Linked DNA regions of Homo sapiens: region 2 is linked to region 1. A link is an interaction called in ENCODE POLR2A ChIA-PET data of the cell type or tissue named here. Cell type or tissue: A673. All regions are shown on one strand.

What was found. Peaks named below come from ENCODE experiments on the same cell type or tissue, not always from the same donor. Only the 100,000 strongest peaks of a DNase experiment are listed, where the experiment ranks them.
Region 2: POLR2A ChIA-PET joins it to region 1 with 6 read pairs; 2 of 35 experiments call an interaction of 5 or more read pairs at or near these places.

Annotation. Positions count from the first base shown.
Region 1 is chr2:132,603,468-132,605,967 of GRCh38, reverse strand. All of the region lies in intron 1 of GPR39 (G protein-coupled receptor 39), which reads right to left. Among named protein-coding and RNA genes, the nearest start is that of LYPD1, 65 kb to the left of the region's middle. RefSeq lists an enhancer at 77-633. In A673, no CTCF peak of the experiment used is centred here; no DNase peak of the experiment used is centred here.
Region 2 is chr2:132,803,284-132,805,783 of GRCh38, reverse strand. All of the region lies in intron 11 of NCKAP5 (NCK associated protein 5), which reads left to right. Among named protein-coding and RNA genes, the nearest start is that of NCKAP5-AS1, 110 kb to the left of the region's middle. In A673, no CTCF peak of the experiment used is centred here; a DNase peak (open chromatin) is centred at 1,513.

The DNA of each region.
Region 1 (2,500 bases):
CACCAGCAAGCCCCAGCTTCAGATGGCAAGCCCACTAAATGAAAGTGACAGCCAAGCCCATGAATACGTTTGTAAAACGACAGCTCAGCATCTCAATTTAACTCTAACAAAATTCAATTTCACTCAAGGAATGGTCTCCCTTTGGCCTCTGCTACCCTGCCCTGATGTCTCTCTTATTTAAATGTGTGCAGCTGCAATCTTCTGCTGCTCAGCCGACTGAACACCCCTCAGGGATTCTTAATGGGGAGCAAGGCACTGCTGGATTCATTAAATCCCACTGCCAAATAGCATCCGTCCTCACCCAGGAATGCTCGGTAGGAGATACATTATAAAAACCACGCATAACAGAGGGAAAGATAAGCCCATGAGATTCCTGCGGGCACCCATCTTCCCTTGTATGAATGACTGCAGCTTCCCAGGCCAGCGAGAAGCAGGAAGGAACAGAGAGAAAGTGAGCAGACGTGAGTTCCCTGGACCTTTCTGGAGAGCAGGGATGCTTCTGGGGCCATCAATGAGATGTTCATTTGGGCTTTGCCAAGAAGCACCAGGCCACTGAGCAGACTAATGGGCCGCATGAATGGCTCACTCCACATCCTCGTTCCCACACATACGGCTTTGATCATGGCTTTCCTCCATGCCTGGGATGTCTACTCATCTCCTCTTACTCCAGCCTACCCACATCCACTTCATTTACCTCTTTCTGATGCCACCTTCTCCCTGAAGCCACATCAACCTAACCTTTGTCATGATCAACTTGCAGAACTACAATATGCACATCCAACAGCCTAACGGTGATAGGCACAGGGTCTGGTGTCGGGCTGTCTGAGGTCATGTCCCAGCTCTACCATTTATCTTATGTGACCTTGGGAATGTTTCTTTCCTGAGCACTCATTGACTGTACCTCAATTTCTCCAACAGTAAAATAAGGCAAACAGTACCTATATCACATGTATCTTATAAAGAGTAAATGAATATGTAAAGCACTTTGTATGATATCTGACATGTGGTAAGTACTCAGTAAGTGTTCATTGTTATTGTTATGTAGTTTCATTTCTTACCTTCTATATCCAGCCATCCACGTATCCTCAGCTTCAGCCACATTAAGCTGCTCCTTACTTTCCAAGCACCATGCATTTTTCATGTTTCTACTTCTTTCAGTTCTCTCTGCCTAAAACTCTCTCCTGCTGCTTCTCACCTAGCAAACTCCTATTTGTCTGCAAAGTCTAATTCAAATGTCCCTTTCTCTGAGATATATGCCTTAAGCAGAGCAGATAGAATGACTTGGCCTCCTTTTTATATGTTCATAAGACTTTATATATAACCTTCTATAAAAGCAGCACTTATCCTTCTGCTTTATGGTTAGTTGTTTAAAAGTCTGTCTCTGCCATCAGATAGCAGACCTCTCAAGAGACAAGTCATAACCGTCTTTTTGTCTGCAGTACCCAGCATGGGACTGTATGCTGTGTTTAATTGGATCCTTCTGTGTAGAGGTTGTATTCTCTCCCCAGGTCTGTTGGCTTGTGTGATGCCAAGGCCAGTGTCTTTTATGCCCTTATAGCTCAGAACTCAAAGATTTCTTTGGTGATAATGAATACCCTCCACAGCCATGGCTTCTGATAGGCAGTTCTCAGAGCTTCGGTAGTTTAAACAAAGAACTTGCCTTTCTTTTTTTTTAAATCATTCTGGCAAGGGGATAGACATCTATCATGTGCCCAGATATGAGTTGCCTGCTGAGGGAAGACAGAAGGAGAAAGTTAAGAAAATGACAAGACTAGTGACCTTGTGAAGTGGTGTACAGAACTGAGAGCCAGACCTGACCTTCTCATGTGGGATAGGTTATCTCACACATGCTTGGAACAACCTGGGACTCACAGTAGGGCAAGCATGTCTCGGTTAAGGAAAAGGATCTTGGAGGTAGGAGTCCTTGGTTGGGTTGTGAAGTATATTTATGCAAACCTCCACAGTCAGCACAAACACACATGAACACACACATGTTCACATCCACAAATGTGCACATACATTTTCCTGTCCCTCCCACTCCCCACACCCTGCACTCTGCCATCACTATAATGCATTGTTTAAAAATCAGGCCTAAATAACACAGTGTCTTTTCTGTCCTTAGCATAAGTCAGTGGCCTTGAGTCCTTCAAAGGCTGGAGGCATGAAAATGGTTTCTTAAAAAGAATGTTGACATTTTCAGCTTTTGGTGAATAGCTCCTGACTTCAGTGGATTTTAGTAACCCATTTCGCACACGCACGCCCACAAATGTACACCCTTTGTGATCACCTTTTCTCCTCTTTTTAGTTGACATGTAATAATTGTACATATTTATGAGATACAGAGTGATAGTTCAGTACATGTATATAGTATGTAATGATCAAATCAGGGAAATTAGCATGCTTATCACCTCAAACATTTCTCATTTCTTTGTGTAGGGAACTTTCCAAATCCACTCTTCCAGCTTGTTGAAAACATACGATATATCATTAACTATAGTCA
Region 2 (2,500 bases), 200 kb before region 1:
AAAATAAAATAAAATATTGAATTAAATTAAATTAAATTTTTTAAAAATAATAATAATGTAAACACTTAGCACAAGACCTAGCCTGCAAGTGAGCACTCTATAAATGTTCATTTTTTTTTTTTTGCATAGTTTTATTTTTTCAGTTAGGTCCAAATTTACATATGGAATTATGCTTCCATGGAAAGAATGTAGTGATCTAAAAAGCAAATGAAATTAACAATACCAATCAAATACCAATAGTGATAACCATGGAATAATAATAAGGAAAGCATGATTTTAAGTAAATGAATGAATGATGTTTGTGTCTAGCAAACAGATATCACATTGTATTTAGAGGTAATTATTTTTTAATTCTATGCAGTTCATTTTACTGATTAATTTTTATTGTTATTTTAATAAGTTGTCTATAACAAATCATCATTAACCAGATTTAATTGGGTAGAATTAAGAGCATGAACTCTGCAGTCAGACTGTCCAGGGTTCAGATACTATTTATGTGACATTAGGCAAGATTTTTTTAGCTCTGTATGTCAGTTTTTTCACTTGCAAGACAGGTATGATAGTTCTTACTGTAGGTTGTAATGAGGATTTAAAAGGATAACATATGTGAAACACACACTTAGTGCTAAAAAGAGCTCGATAAGTGTTCACAGCTATTATTGTTGCTGTTATTATTATTATTTCCTTCCCAATTATCTGCCTCTAAAGCAGAACCTGGGAAGGAAAATCACCAAGGCAACATAATTAATTTGATGGGAGCTGCTCAAATTGTGGGCTTAACATTTAGGCAGAAATAAGCTACTTCCATAGGATTTGCCTTGTAAAAGATAGCAATGATGTTATCACGTCCCTCCCTTCATAGAAAAAGCAAGCAGAATATGGTAGGAAGAGCTTGGACTTAGAAGGAAGCAGGTCTGGGACAGAATCCTGGCTCTCCTGCTTCCTGAAATATATGTAGCATTGTGACTTCAGATGCCTTCCTTCGCTTCTGTCATCTTGGGTTCTTCATCTCTAAAAACTAAGATGACAGCTTCTTCCACACAGTAGTATGAAGATTCATGAGATAAGATTAGGGAAAGGACTTCACAGAGTGTCTCTTCCCCCCACAGAGCAAGTGGTAATTCATTTCTTCCTAATAAGTGGTACATTGAATTCTAGTGACCATCAATGGAGCTTCCAATAGGTCTGGTAAAAATAGGTCAAGTTTTGGGTTTTTTTTTCTCCACTAACTAATCCTTTTAGTTTGGTGAAATCAGAGGGAAAAAATGTGTTCCCCCACATGTAAAAGGCAAAATCTTCAGAAAGTCAGAACTTTTCAAAAATAAAGCTTGATTAAAAATGTAAAATGCAGTGTAGATAATTTTACAAAACAGCGGGGGCAATTGGAAAGCACTTATTAAAGTACCTGTTAAAGTAATTAGTGATGAAAATGGAAATTTCAGGGCACTTCTGTGTCTCTTAGATCCCAGAATAGGCTCAGGCTGTGCTGAATCACTTCCTCCCTTAGATCATATTTACAGAAGAAGACAAAAGGGAAGCTTCAGAGAGTCAGGCTTGGCAAGCAAATGCGAGTCACTCTTCAGCTGTCCTCCTGCCCACACGTCTGACTGGCCTGCCATGGGAGCCTTAACCTTCTGTCCTTTTTCTCAACATTCTGTCACTTTGCTGTTAGGTCTGAAATATTTCCGAATTTTGTTTGTTTGTTTGTTTGTTTGTTTGTTTTGTAAAGACTTCAAGAGATTTGGGAGCTCTGCAGGAAGAGCTAAGTTCCCTTTGCACAGAATATTCTCTTACATACATTTAACTGTGTGGTTAATACACTGGCCTCCACCATCTCTAGCTACATGGCACCCTTACTCTACTGTGATCTTGTTTGCATGTTCTGCCTTAAGAATTCTTGTATTTTTTTCTCCTTTGTGTGCTTGGTCTGCTCAGGGATATTGTCAGCTCTGTTAATGAGCTTCCTTGAGTCTCTCATAGCTCATAGTCATGATTCTGCACATAGTAGATGCTTCATAAAGCATAAAGCGTAAATCAGTGTTAGACTAATTAGAGCTGAGGCTCTTTAGGGCAAGGTCTGCTGTTTTCATCCTCATCCATCTACCCACTGGTGCTCACCCTGTGGGCCTTGGGGCACTGTTAATGGAATTGCAGCAGATAAGGACAGGTAAGAGGTGCTCTGGTCATCAGTCTAAGCTGCAGAGACCACGAATAAACTTTCTAATCACCAAACCAAATGCTGCTCCCTTAGGTAGCCACTGGATAATCAGGCTGTCATGGAAGTGGGGACCCTTGAAGAAGGTTTTGAATATAGCTGTGGAATAATTGTTTCAAAAGTATTTTATAACCTTGGGTCCTGGAGAAGTAGAAAAGAGACAGAGCCATGTCATTTGCCAAGGCACCATCCAGAGCAAAACAGAATGCACTCAGGGCAGCTAAACATTGATGTGCAAGGCAAGTCTAAAAGTTGTCAGGGAAAATAATAATTGCAACAAGGACT